Regions from separate parts of the Homo sapiens genome. Here region 2 is linked to region 1. A link is a contact called in ENCODE Hi-C or POLR2A ChIA-PET data. All regions are on one chromosome and are shown on one strand. The core of a region is the stretch at or near the end of the contact, and the rest is flanking DNA. Distances in the headings are between cores, read along the strand shown.

Region 1 (6,933 bases), core at 1,176-3,675:
CCTGAGTTCAAGAGATTCTTCTGCCTCAGCCTCCTGAGTAGCTGGGACTACAGGCGACACCACCACGCTCAGCTAACTTTTGTATTTTTAGTAGAGACGGGGTTTCACCATATTGGCCAGGCTGGTCTCGAACTCCTGACCTCGTGATCCGTCTGCCTCGGCCTCCCAAAGTGCTGGGATTACAGGCCTGAGCCACCGTGCCTGGCCTTTGGTGATCTTCTTTCTCTGTGACCCTACAGAACTCTATGCATGATGATGTCATTTATTTAACATAACAATTACAGCATTATAATTTTCTGTGGTTTGCTCAGCTTAATCATGAATATCTCAAAGCATTGAGTATTTTATTTATCTTTGTATTCCCAGTGCCCAAGTGCCCAGAGGAGTGAATGCTAAACATACATATATATTTCTAGTGAGTATCTGTCACAACATCACCTGTTCAGGGAGGCTTTTCAGATACATGCAAGTCAGCTGCCCTCTCCTATGTATGCAAGTGTTTGAGGGGAGAGTAGCAAGATATAATAGCTTATTTAAAATATCAATTAAAAGTTGTAATGTGTTTTGTACTTTTTTTTTTTTTGAGACAGAGTTTCACTCTTGATGCCCAGGCTGGAGTGCAATGGCACCATCTCGGCTCACTGCAACCTCTGTCTCCCGGGTTCACGCAATTCTCCTGCCTCAGCCTCCCAAGTAGCTGGGTTTACAGGCATGCGCCACCACGCCCAGTTAATTTTTTGTATTTTTTAGTGGAAACATGGTTTCTCCATGTTGGTCAGGCTGGTCTCGAACCCCGACCTCAGGTGATCTGCCTGCCTTGGCCTCCCAAAGTGCTGGGATTACAGGCGTGAGCCACCACGCCCAGCCGTGTTTGGTACTTTCATCTAATCTTCAAGACCTAATGATACAGGTATTATTCCCATTTTAAAAACAAAGACCAGGCCCGAGCGGTGGCTCATGCCTGTAATTTCCACACTTTGGGAGGCTGGGGTGGGCGGATCATCTGAGGTCAGGAGTTCGAGACCAGCTTGGCCTGGTGGAAACCCCGACTCTACTAAAAATACAAAATTTAGCTGGATGTGGTGGCGCACACCTATAGTCCTAGCTACTTGGGAGGCTGGGGTAGAAGAATCGCTTGAACCTGGAAGGCAGAGATTGCAGTGAGCCGAGATCGTGCCACTGCATTCCAGCCTGGGCGACAGAGCAAGACTCTGTCTCAAAAAAATAAAATAAAATAAAAAATAAAGACCAAATGTCCAAAACAAAAATATTTAATATGAATATAGCAAAGCCAGCCAGTTCTGTCTGACATGTAAGCCGGGAGTCTTTCCACTCTCATCTCTCTACTCATCCTAGAATATTTCAAAAAATAATTTTTTTTTAAAAAGGGAGTGTATATTCAGGGCAACTGGAATCTATACTCCTGCTAAGCGTTTTTTAAACAGAATATTTCGAGTCCATCTCTATTATACTGTTTATCATGCTGTAGTATAAACATCTATTTATATGTCTGACTCCACAGCAGTATAACATCTATTTCTGAATACTTAGCACATAAAATGCGCTCAGTAAAAGGTAAATGAACTCATCAGATCCACGTCCAAGTGCCTGTAACTCTTCTAGTCATCAGCCTTGTGACGTTAATAATGTCACATAATTTCAATGAGACTCGGATCGAAAGCTGCACCTCACTAGTATTTAGGAAGATGGAAGGCTGATTCTGTGCGGGGAAGTGCGCGGAAAACTCTTAAGTCCCCTACTCACCAACCTGTGCCAGGAGGCGTGACGTAAGTCCGCCGCGGGTTCGCCAGCACCTTGCCATCCCGCACCACGCCCACGCCAATCTTATTGGCGCTGCCTTCAAAACCCAGCACCGCCGGCATGGCGGAGGCTGGGAGAAAACGCCGACAGGACTCCTGGCAATGTCAGGAGCTGTGGAGGTCCTCACTAGTCCGCGCTGGGCCGCAGCTTTCCGGAGCGCAGAGGAAGCTGGCCAGCCTGCAGATAGCACTGGGAAAGACACCGCGGAACTCCCGCGAGCGGAGACCCGCCAAGGCCCCTCCAGGGACCTGTCTTCCTAACTGCCAGGGACGCCGAGCCAACTCTGTGCCTTACATTCGTATCCGTTTTCCTATCTCTTTCCCGTGGTCCAGCCCAGCCTTCTCCACTGTTTTTTTCCCTCTTGCACATAGTTAGAATCTTAAGTCAGTGTCACACAATGTGCTGTGCATCTGGCACAACGATAAACAGCCCGAGGGAGGGTTGGGGACCTAAGTGTCCTAGAGAATTAGAGGAGGGAGGCGAGGCTAAGCGTCTCCGTCACGTGGTGTCAGACAGACCAATCACGCGCATTCTTCGGCCACGACAAGCGCGCCTCTGATCACGTGACCAGGTCCGCTACCCACGTGGGGGCTCAGCGTGCACCCTTCTTTGTGCTCGGGTTAGGAGGAGCTAGGCTGCCATCGGGCCGGTGCAGATACGGGGTTGCTCTTTTGCTCATAAGAGGGGCTTCGCTGGCAGTCTGAACGGCAAGCTTGAGTCAGGACCCTTAATTAAGATCCTCAATTGGCTGGAGGGCAGATCTCGCGAGTAGGGTACAAGGCACTATGAAATGATCTAGTTTCGTGGGTGAGGGGCTGAAGGGCCTATGATGCACGGAGGCGGGGAAAGGATTTAGAGATAACGTGGTTTGAAAGGCGGGACCTGGTGCGGGGACGCTCTTGGGAGGAGTCTTCTCCCCAGCCTTAGCTGGTTTCATGATTTCTTTGCGTCTGTAGGCAACGCGGTAAAAATATTGCTTCGGTGGGTGACGCGGTACAGCTGCCCAAGGGCGTTCGTAACGGGAATGCCGAAGCGTGGGAAAAAGGGAGCGGTGGCGGAAGACGGGGATGAGCTCAGGACAGGTAAGGGAATGAAATCAGCCCTTCTTCCTAGAAGCTGCGGCGGGGGTGTTTGTCATTCCCTTGATGTACGGTAAGTACGGGCCGACTCATTTTTGCAGGGGTTTGTGAAGAAGTCGCAGGAACCGTAGGCTTTCGTTGGGTCTATAGTTAACGCCGGATCGCAGTTGGAAACCACCAGCTTTTTGTCAGTATATATTACTCATTTTATAGAGCCAGAGGCCAAGAAGAGTAAGACGGCCGCAAAGAAAAATGACAAAGAGGCAGCAGGAGAGGGCCCAGCCCTGTATGAGGACCCCCCAGATCAGAAAACCTCACCCAGTGGCAAACCTGCCACACTCAAGATCTGCTCTTGGAATGTGGATGGGCTTCGAGCCTGGATTAAGAAGAAAGGATTAGATGTGAGTGGAATTTGAGGGAAAGAGACATTTTTTAGTATTGAATGGTCTTAGGGTTTAGTCACCCCTTTTCTCCGTTTAGCCTTCAGGCTGTTTTATTTTTCTCCTGCCCGTAGTTTTCTGTGGGGCTTCCCCAGTCTTGCCAGTTGTATTTCCTAAATGTCTGTTCCTTCACTTCCATTGCCATTTTCTTTTTTAGTGTTCTCTCCTCTTCCCAGAATGTTGCAAAAACCTCTTCACTATACTTCCTCCATTTTATCTTCCTGCATTGCATTCCATATGAAGCATGTCCTCCATTCCATTAACCATAGCTTAAAAATCTTAGCTTGCTATCCACTGCCTATAGAAAAAACACATCTCCTTGGCATAGCATGTAAGACTTTCTTACCTCTCTATATTTGTTTTCATTTATCTAGCTTAGAATTGTTTGAATATTGTGCTGCTTGACTCGAACTCCTTAGGCCAAGAGACTGTTTAACCCGTGCGTATCTATGACTTAGCATATAGATTATTCAATAAATGTTCTGCTGAATTGATAATACGTTTTCCACCTTTCTTTTCACTTACAGTGGGTAAAGGAAGAAGCCCCAGATATACTGTGCCTTCAAGAGACCAAATGTTCAGAGAACAAACTACCAGCTGAACTTCAGGAGCTGCCTGGACTCTCTCATCAATACTGGTCAGCTCCTTCGGACAAGGAAGGGTACAGTGGCGTGGGCCTGCTTTCCCGCCAGTGCCCACTCAAAGTTTCTTACGGCATAGGTGAGACCCTATTGATGCCTAATGCCTGAACTCTTCAAAACCAATTGCTAATTCTCTATCTCTGCCCCACCTCTTGATTGCTTTCCCTTTTCTTATAGTTTTTTATGCTAATTCTGTTTCATTTCTATAGGCGATGAGGAGCATGATCAGGAAGGCCGGGTGATTGTGGCTGAATTTGACTCGTTTGTGCTGGTAACAGCATATGTACCTAATGCAGGCCGAGGTCTGGTACGACTGGAGTACCGGCAGCGCTGGGATGAAGCCTTTCGCAAGTTCCTGAAGGGCCTGGCTTCCCGAAAGCCCCTTGTGCTGTGTGGAGACCTCAATGTGGCACATGAAGAAATTGACCTTCGCAACCCCAAGGGGAACAAAAAGAATGCTGGCTTCACGCCACAAGAGCGCCAAGGCTTCGGGGAATTACTGCAGGCTGTGCCACTGGCTGACAGCTTTAGGCACCTCTACCCCAACACACCCTATGCCTACACCTTTTGGACTTATATGATGAATGCTCGATCCAAGAATGTTGGTTGGCGCCTTGATTACTTTTTGTTGTCCCACTCTCTGTTACCTGCATTGTGTGACAGCAAGATCCGTTCCAAGGCCCTCGGCAGTGATCACTGTCCTATCACCCTATACCTAGCACTGTGACACCACCCCTAAATCACTTTGAGCCTGGGAAATAAGCCCCCTCAACTACCATTCCTTCTTTAAACACTCTTCAGAGAAATCTGCATTCTATTTCTCATGTATAAAACTAGGAATCCTCCAACCAGGCTCCTGTGATAGAGTTCTTTTAAGCCCAAGATTTTTTATTTGAGGGTTTTTTGTTTTTTAAAAAAAAATTGAACAAAGACTACTAATGACTTTGTTTGAATTATCCACATGAAAATAAAGAGCCATAGTTTCAGCCTTGCTGTCTTCGTGTCTTACCCCTTCGTGGGGCTACACATTCTCTTCCTCATATTTTCATGCACACAAGTTAACAACTGAAAAAGCGTAGAGTCATGACCTTATTTATTTACAAGCACAGGATAAGTCCCTAACCTCCCCCAAAGACTGAGCAACCCTACCCAGCCCAGTTAAATACTGCAACTGGGGGGGTAAAAAAGGTCGGGAGGAGGAATTAAGGGAAATACAGGAATAGGGGAACATATCCCACATTAAATAGTTATATACACATCAGTTCCTGTGGTTCTGTACAGAGCAGCGGCTGACCCCACCCCCACAGGACACAATGTGGGGAGAGGAGACTGAGGGTACTGAGGCCAGAGCCAACCTCTGGTGAAGTGCAATAGCAGCAGCAAAGTCCTAATGGTGCACAAGAGGGAGGGGAACCCCCAGGGCTACCCACCCCCACCCTGCCCTGGAATGTGTAAGGGACAGGAATGGCTCTCAGGGAGCACACAGGAAGGACAAGGCTGGAACCGTCTTCAGGGCCCAGTTTTAAGGGCAACGTTTTGCCTACTTCACCCTAGACACAGCAACCCTTGGAGGAAAGCAGATGGTCAGCAGTGCTCTTATCTGCCCCTCCAAACCTAAGTGAGGGCCTGGTTCCTTCCTACCTCTCCCCAGGGAAAAGGAAGGCAGCTGCTTGGCTTCCTTCTAGAAGCCCCGGGAGCCTTTAACTACCCCAGCTCCCTTCGTAGTGTCACTGTCCCCACCAGGGAGGGGCCAGGCACAGTCTGTGGGTCATCAGGCTCAGGAGAAGTTCTGGACAGGGTGGCTGACCTTCATACAGGCCCAATAAAGAGCCCGGCCCAAACACAGCACAGCCAACAGGATGACAAATGCCCAGGCTGCATAGATGCCTCCATATCGCCGTGCATGCTTCCATGTGCCAAACTGATGAAGATAAGGAGGGAGAAGAAAAGAAAGATGGGGTTAATGTTGGTCTCCACTACCTCCTATTAGTTCTAAGAACAGTAATAACTCACGCTTCAGTCCTTGTTCCTTATCCACATGTAGCCACCCTCAGGGACCTTCTTAAAGGCAGAGCTGATCAGCTTCCTTCCCTTAGGCGTAACATACTCATCCCATCCCACACTGTATCTCAGTTTTTCTTAATATCTGACAACTGAGCCAGGTTTGAAAAATAGCAACTCTTAAATTAAGAATTTCACTGTCCTATCCTCATCCTACAGAGAAAGGAAGGCTGTTTTTCACTCTTGTAGTAGTAATAAAGTCTGTTTGATCAGCCACTTTGCACTTTAGCTCATCCATATCTTAAAACAAAACAAACTAGTCCCCCAAGTTTCTTCCACTTTTTTTTAGGGTAGCAGTTTCCCAAATCTTAGCCTATGGAGATGAGGCTGCAGAATGAAAGAGGTTGGGGCAAGGGTACTCACGGCAAGGCCAGTGGCAGTGACTGCCAAAAGCAAGCCAAGCAAGAAGCAGCAGATACATCTCTTACGTGGGTATCTGCGCCCAATAGATGACCTGTGGGGAGGCAAATAGAAATGGATGCTTTCTATGGCCTTGTAGTTTTTACTCCATACATCAATTACCAGCTCAATCCCTAATCACTTACACTTTCCTGCAGTGAGGACAACGTGCCAAAGTGCGGTCTGTGAACTCTGTCCACTATGGAGAAAGAAAACAAAAATAATAGCACAAGCAGGGTCTCCCTCAATGAGAACCTTGGGGTGGGGATGCAGAACATGTTCCCATAGGACAGACCTTTCAGGGGTCATTACCATTACTCTAAGAAATATACTCGAAATGACTCTTAGTCTCCTTTCCCCTCCCCTTCCCAATACCCCTTCCTCACCAGAAAAGTATTCTTGCAATGTCCACAGATAACCCTGACACCCATGGGTTGGGGTTCTGGACTCAGAGGTCCGGGATGCACAGGCCCCAGGTTGATGATTCTTTTG
Region 2 (7,357 bases), core at 317-2,816, 1.0 Mb after region 1:
ACTTCAAGTGATCCGTCCGCCTCCACCTCCCAAAGTGCTGAGATTACAAGCGTGAGCCACTATTTCAGTTTTAAACTTTCTCCTAAGCCTGTCTCTTCAAACTTGCCTACTCTCTCTTTGGCCAATATCTTTCACTTGCCTTCAGATCCACTGACACGCCTCTCTTGCAGCAGAAGGTCTTCTTACATGGAAAATGTTTTTCTTATCATAACTCTTTTTTTAAGGGTTGGGATAATTCCAAAGTACTTGAAATAAGTTTCTCATATCTTGCTCTATGAGGTTGACTAGAATTTGTTCTGAAACCTATTGGATGACCAATACAAAAGAAATTCCTAAGCAGAAGACACGATCTAATTAACTAACACAGGACACGATTCAAATCACAAACTCACTTTCGATATGTAATGTGCCCCACACCAGATGACTTCAGCATATGCTAACCTAGGCTGAGAATCCTTGACTGAGTCGACAAACTCAGAAAAGCATGGAGATGAAACGATCTGTAGACGCCGCTGTGATGGTAGGATGCAGCAGACACTGATAAGGCAGCTCCCCTGGCTTGTGTTTGGGGCGCTCCGCTGTTTATTCTTTAATAGAAAAAGACAGAGTTCTAAATCTTTGACTTCTGGCTCACTTTGCTTAGCCATACGAAAGAGATGGGTCCACTATATACCTTTTCTGTGAAGACCCTAACCGCTTCAAGACTGTCCCTTAAAAAGCAAGAGGCTGCTGCATTTATACAGCTGCTGCAGGGAAATTCCCTGCGACACTAGAGACAGGTAAATAAACTGCATTCGTTCCAAAGCAGGGGGAAGGGTCTTCTATCAGTGACGAGTTTACATAATGCAACGGAAAACCAGTGAGCTCTGCAGACCTGTCAAGGAGGATGCAAGGCTTGAGCTCCTCTCTTCCCACCATCTCTAAACATTCTCCAACAGCCTGCTCTTCACTGCCAGGAGACCCACAGAACTTACACCTGAGAATGAGTAACAATCTGCTTACGCTTACCCCATGCTTTCCTACCCACCTTTATTATTAAAATACAGAAGAAAAAAAAATAAAAAGAAGTAGAAAACCCTAACCACCTATTTCTGAATCCAAAGTATGGAGTAACCAAACGGGGCCGAGGAGTTTTCCCTTCTCTGAAGAGAGGAGAACAAGGCGCCGCCTCCAATCTACACTACGCCCAGTAATGCAATGACAAGCCCTGAAAACTCCACAGCGTCCCAAGCAGTCCCTCGCGGCTCGGCCCGGCTCGGACCCCGCGGCCCGGCAGCCACCCTCTCCCCCGGCCTCTCACAAAGGAGACTGGTTCAGTCCGGAGCATCACCCCGCACCTGATCCCTCACAACTGGGGGGCGAGCAGGGGGTGGAAGAGAGAGGAGAAGGAGTTACTTAAATCAAATCTCTGAGAGCCTCAGCTTTTGCTGACTCCTGGCCCAGCACTGAGGAGCGGGTGCGAGCGGGAAGCCTACCTGTGCAAGTCCTGGTACTTCCTTTCCAGGCAGCGTTTCAACTCACCCTCTCCGAGAACAAGGCGCCTTCCGGCGGAGCATGGCCAGCCCTCGCCTCAATCTAGCTTGCTAGTAGTCCATTCTCCCTAGGCTCCGCCCCCCTGCGCTCCCATCCGCCAATGGCAGCACCGAAGCCCGGCCTCTTCCAGCGAGCTAGTGTGAGCGCCATCCAGGAAGTCTCTTGAGGGTGGAAGGTCCTAGGAGGATGAGAAGGGTACGTAGGCGACCACAAATATGCCTGATTGAAAATAAAATCTGGCGGCGGCTCGCCTCTGACGACTCAGTTCACAGGCGGCCAGGCCCCTCGGCATCTTTTTTTGACCCCCGCCATTGGGGGCGCTGTGAACTAAAACAACACTTAGTTACCTACTTCTGGGAAGCCATCTTGGCTCGGACTCCGGGACTGGGTGAGAGTGCTTAAAGAATGTGAAGACCCTGTCGGTGTTCTGTCCGACTATCTAGGTCCAGCCCGAACATACTCTGCTGTATACACTTAGGAGGCCCCTCAGTCACGACGTGAAACCCTGGAGTAATGCCGTATGTGGTTACGGGCAACAACCACCACCACCCTCTCACTTAACTGTAGGAGTAAAGCAATTTTAACAAATCAAATAAGCAAAAATTAATTCTTCTAATGAGAGTGAAAGTTGCACTTTCCTAGGGTAATCCTTTATGGACACCTCACTCAAAATATCAGGACATGTATCTATTATAGGTGCTACTAAGCTTTAGGATTCACTGCAAATTTTCCAGTAGGGGCACTGTGAATCAGTTGGAAATCAAGAACAGGACTTAAGGAGGAATTCCTTTTTTTTTTTAAAGGCCTAATTTTTTTTTTTTTTTTTGAGATGGAGTCTCGCTCGGTCACCCAGGCTGGAGTGCAGTGGGGCGATCTCGGCTCACTGCAACCTCTGCCTCCCGGGTTCAAGCAATTCTCCTGTCTCAGCTTCCTGAGTAGCTGAGACTACAGGCTCCCGCCACCACGCCCAGCTAATTTTTGTATTTTTAGTAGAGACGGGGTTTCGCCATGTTGGTCAGGCTGGTTTCGAACTCCAGACCTCAAGTGATCCGCCCACCTCGGCCTCCCAAAGTGCTGGGATTACAGACATGAGCCACCATTCCTGGCCAAGAAATCTTTTTTAAAGTTGTGAGTGAGGGAATCCTTCCAGATTATTAAAGGAATTTCTCAAGGAGTAACATAATTGCATGGTCTTACATGATAGGAGCTCAGAGACATCAAGAAGTCATATGAGTGATAAGACTCGGCCTTAAGCTGGGCGCAGTGGCTCACGCCTGTAATCCCAGCACTTTGGGAGGCTGAGGCGGGTGGATCGCCTGAGGTCAGGAGTTCGAGAGCAGCCTGGCCAACATAGTGAAACCCCGTCTCTAGTAAAGATACAAAAAAAAATTAGCCGGGCGTGGTGGCAGACACCCATAATCCCAGCTACTCGGGAGGCTGAGGCAGGAGAATCGCTTGAACCCAGGAGGCGGAGGTTGTGGTGAGCCAAGATCTCACCACTGCACTCCAGCCTGGGCAACAAGAGCGAAATTCCATCTCAAAAAAAAAAAAAAAAAAAAAAAAAAAAAAAAAAAGACTTGGCCAAATACATTTCCCTGTGTATCAAAATCTGTCAGCCAAGACAGGCGCGGTAGCTCACGCCTGTAATCCCAGCACTTTGGGAGGCCGAGGCGGGTGGATCACCTAAGGTCCGGAGTTCAAGACCAGCCTGACCAACATGGAGAAACCCCGTCTCTACTAAAAATACAAAAGTAGCTGGGTGTGGTGGTGCATGCCTGTAACCCCAGCTACTCAGGAGGCTGAGGCAGGAAAATCACTTGAACTCGGGAGGCGGAGGTTGTGGTGAGCCTAGATCATGCCATTGCACTCCAGCCTGGGCAACAAGCGGGAAACTCTGTCTCAAAAAAAAAAAAAAAAAAAATCTGTCAACCAAATTCTCTCCTGGCTACTGCTGCCATTATATCAATTTGATGTTAGTATTAAGATTTATCAGAACAATGTGTTTGTCTGTAAATGCATATACAGATATAACCTTAATTATTAATAGTTTCTAGGATGAGAGCCTATTATCCATCTGGTACAGAATAGACCTGTCATCAAAGGAGCTATAGATATTATGGAAATGGGAACAGGTGTGCCTGAACCAATTTCTGGTACCTACACTGATCTTAGTATGATTTCCAATGGTCTTGGCCTTCAAAAACCAATGGACATTGGTAAGACTATAGATGGAAAAAAAAAAAAAGTGGACATTATTTCATAACTACCATTCTTCATATGGGGTGGCATATCCACTTTTTATAATTCTTCATGACCACTTCACTCAGAATACAGATGATTTTGCCCAGATACTTTTTTTTCTCATGCTTCCCTTACAATTGGTGCAATACCCAAGTACAGAAGGTCATAAGTCGGCTTGGTTAATAGAACAAGATATGGGCATTAATATTAAAAAACTGTGCTCCAAAATATCAAAATGGTATCCTTTATTGACTCTGAAAGCAGTAGCTCTAGGCAGAATGCTGTCTTTGACCAATCCTCTAATGCTTCTCAATTGCTAAAGATTGTTTTTTTGGGTAGTAAAAAAAAAAAAAACAAAAAAAAAACCTTCTGTACAGAAACTAGTTTTTATTACTTTAGTTTTCGCCCAGAGGTAAGGGGGCAGGCTAACTCCAAGTTCAACAGCTTCAAATCCTTTTTGGAATCAGATAGGATTTTAAAAACAAAACAAAAGCATAACCAAAGCAATACCCCAAATGTCTTCCAACTTCCTGTGGTGCACTGTCAACTATTACTACTACTACTGGGGTCAGAATCGAGTATAGCATGAATCCCAAAGAGGCTTCTTCATTATCTTTGATTTAATTCCCTGAGAGGAGAGTATCTACTAATGTTTGGGATACAATTAGAAATGACACATGGAGTATGAATAGCTTTGATACATGCATATATTTAATAATGAAACAATTCATCAACAGCAAAAAGAAAGTAGAAAAATTCGTAAGACCTCAGGGCTGTGGAAGAGAACGGGACATCAAGGAAAAAAGATATATATAGCAACCAACCCAGAAGGCTGCATGATGAGTGAAGCAAAGGCAAGTTTGGCTAAGATAGTATTATATGCTCTGAAAAGAGAATGGCTGGATAGGTACCCACTTATGTGACTGCTTACTAGCAGGCAGCCTTACTGTATGCCTCATGGAATGGAGGCAAAAAGCCAGGGAAAGGTGGGAGGGGAGAAGGAAGAGAACTGTATAAAACCCAGGGTAAACAAATGAGTGGGGCAGAATTACAGAGAGAGGACTCTAAAGTCTTTTGTTTCCTTGAAAGTCTAAAATAAACCTTAAGTTTTTAACTATGTCAGTCAAATTCAATGAACACATAATGAGTAGCACTAGGCACTGTAAAGGAATGATAGGGGGAATAATTTATAAAAATAAAGGAATGACATGGATCCTGCTCTCAAGGAGCTTACAACTTATACGGAAAGACAAGATTCCACACAAAAACAACTGCAAACCATATTTACATAGTAACATACATAAAAATAAATATACATATAAATAGACATATGAATAACCAACATATGAAAACTAAGGAATATTGTGTTAATAACTGCTTAGCAGTACCTAAGTCTGTTACTAAAGAAAAAATTTTTGGACTTTTAAGTATAATTAGTGGAGAGTAGGGCATGTGCAAAGGTATGGAACTAGGAATAAATATGTCACATTCAGTAAGTAGATTAGCCTGATTGGAGTAGAAAGTCTAGGTCTAGTTAAGAAGGGAGTTTGATGAAACAGTAGAAGTCTATCTGGTGAAAGACACTACAATGTTAGATCTGGCCCCTAAAATAAAATGAACAGGGAACAAATGTTTTCTTTAGGTAATAATAAGTGGCCACATGTCCCTGACCAACTTCACTGCTCTTAAAAGTTTTGAAGTTACACTAAGAGATAGAAGCTAATAATAGGATAGTAGAGAAGTACTCAGTGCTCTTGGGCAAGTAGAGGAAACTGCCTTCTACAAGAATTCTTAGGAAGTGGCAAGCAGACACCCAAAGGCAAGGAAGAAAAAAACTCAATGAAATTCCGAGGCAGAGGATCTATCAACCAAAGGCCAACTAGATCTAGGTAATTGCAAGTGTTCAAATAGAATGTCTTTGACCCTAATTCTTAGTGGGAAGTGGATTGTATATGCTTACGAAATTATTTATTTAGGCCAGGCACGGTGGCTCACACCTGTAATCCAGCACTTTGGGAGGCCAAGGTGGGCGGATCACGAGGTCAAGAGATCAAGACCATCCTGGCCAACATGGTGAAACCCTGTCTCTACTAAAAATACAAAAATGAGCCAGGTGTGGTGGCACATGCCTGTAGTCCCAGCTACTCGGGAGGTTGAGGCAGGAGAACTGCTTGAACCTGGAAAGTGGAGGTTGCAGTGAGCCAAGATCATGCCACTGCACTCCAGCCTGGAGACAGAGTGAGACTCCATCCCCCCAAAAAAAAAAAAAAAAAAAGAAAAAAAAAATTATTTATTTATTTGAGACAGAGTTTTGCTCTTGTTGCCCAGGCTGCAGTGCAATGGCGTGATCTTGGCTTAGCGTAACCTTCACCTCCTGGGTTCAAGCGATTCTCCTGCCTTGGCCTCCCGAGTACCTGGGATTACAGGCATGCACCACCACACCCAGCTAATTTTGTATTTTCAGTTGAGATGGCATTTCTCCAAGTTGGTCAGGCTGGTCTCGAACTCTTGACCTCAGGTGATCTGCCCACCTTGGCCTCCCAAAGTGCTAGGATTACAGGCATGAGCCATGGCGCCCCGCCATGAAATTATTTTTTAACTACTGTGATAATCAACTTTGATCCTAACAATTTAAGAAATTTGTATAGGAGGATAAGAAGAACCCTAATCTATAGGGAATGCTCATGTCCCTGAAGGAGGACAGGTCAGTAAGGGCCCAAATTCTCTCCTGGTCTTTAGGTGGAAAGGCAAAACATCACACTTTAAAAAGAGGCTGCTCTCAGCCAAAGCAAGAAAGACCTCTTTCATTAAGCCTATTGATCTGAAGCTATTCCAGGAAGGACAAAAAAAGTTCAAGCCAGATGTTCAGCAGCAGCCAGAGTTGGACCCTATGTCACGAGAGTTCCGCTGGGAGGCACTGGGTCCCACTGATGTTGAAATTGACTGTTGGGGCCCAATCTTGATGCCATTTGCCTGTAAAAGAAAAGAGGCAATAGTTCCCACCTCAGTGTTAAAGTGAATGAGAGACAGGAGGGGGCTATCTCTGCTTGTATCCCAGGGTAGAAAGAAAACAGAAAGGGGAGAAAGGAGAAATCATTAATTATATTTTCTAAAAGCAGATTTGACCTTGGCAGGTAACCAGATGCCCTAGCCACGCTGATGTGGAACAATAATCTGTGACAGTAAGAATAAGATGACTACCTGTGGTCTAAATATCCTAGTTGACTACAGTGGCTTTTGTGCACTTTTTTTTTCCTTGAGGAAATGAGGTCTCCCTATGTTGCCCAGGCTGCAGTGCAGTGGCTATTCACAGTATGATCAGTGTGCACTATAGCCTCAAACTTCTGGCCTCAAGTGATCCTGCCTCAGCCTCCCAAGTAGCTGAGACTATGGGTGCGCCACTGCACCCCTGTGCTCATTTTAGAGACGGAGTCTCTCTTTGTTGCCCAGGCCGGTCTCAAAGTCCTGGCTTCAAGCAATCTCCCCAGCTCAGCCTCTCCAAGTGCTGAGATTATAAGCATGAGCCGCCACACCTGGCCCCTGTGCTCATTTTTAAGGGACAATGTTATACTTAAATGTCATA

What was found. A loop is a pair of places that touch in the nucleus more often than their neighbours do. ChIA-PET counts read pairs that join two places held with the same protein, here RNA polymerase II (POLR2A). Pooled maps may share reads with other maps.
Region 2: a loop to region 1 is called in a map of CD4-positive, alpha-beta T cell, with 9 times the contacts of the local background. The contact joins the promoter of CHD8 here to the promoter of APEX1 in region 1. A Hi-C loop is called at or near these places in 4 of 168 maps with a recorded cell type or tissue (B cell, CD4-positive, alpha-beta T cell, ascending aorta and 1 more), 5 of 37 single-sample maps with no recorded cell type and 15 of 50 pooled maps. POLR2A ChIA-PET finds 5 or more read pairs at or near these places in 4 of 52 experiments (K562, activated B cell, activated CD4-positive, alpha-beta T cell and 1 more).

Annotation. Positions count from the first base shown.
Region 1 is chr14:20,452,801-20,459,733 of GRCh38, forward strand. It overlaps APEX1 (apurinic/apyrimidinic endodeoxyribonuclease 1), which reads left to right and starts at 2,426. Exons shown (of 5, transcript NM_001641.4): 1 at 2,426-2,594; 2 at 2,778-2,903; 3 at 3,114-3,301; 4 at 3,868-4,060; 5 at 4,191-4,967. The coding sequence starts at 2,846. The coding sequence ends at 4,708. OSGEP (O-sialoglycoprotein endopeptidase) reads right to left here and starts at 2,012. Exons shown (of 11, transcript NM_017807.4): 1 at 1,769-2,012. The coding sequence starts at 1,883. It overlaps PIP4P1 (phosphatidylinositol-4,5-bisphosphate 4-phosphatase 1), which reads right to left. Exons shown (of 7, transcript NM_144568.4): 4 at 6,828-6,933; 5 at 6,588-6,640; 6 at 6,406-6,496; 7 at 4,881-5,902. The coding sequence ends at 5,759. RefSeq lists silencers at 1-662, 4,290-4,584, promoters at 1,925-2,369, 1,999-2,536, 2,201-2,535, enhancers at 1,960-2,049, 2,470-2,689 and cis regulatory regions at 1,996-2,326, 2,257-2,412, 2,283-2,324, 2,321-2,326, 2,337-2,369 and 2 more.
Region 2 is chr14:21,454,557-21,461,913 of GRCh38, forward strand. CHD8 (chromodomain helicase DNA binding protein 8) reads right to left here and starts at 1,567. Exons shown (of 38, transcript NM_001170629.2): 1 at 1,476-1,567. It overlaps LOC124903283 (a long non-coding RNA gene), which reads left to right and starts at 1,841. Exons shown (of 2, transcript XR_007064064.1): 1 at 1,841-1,921. RAB2B (RAB2B, member RAS oncogene family) reads right to left here. Exons shown (of 8, transcript NM_032846.4): 8 at 4,464-6,747. The coding sequence ends at 6,640. RefSeq lists enhancers at 1,310-1,999, 1,864-2,415, 2,030-2,079, 2,090-2,139, 2,416-2,967.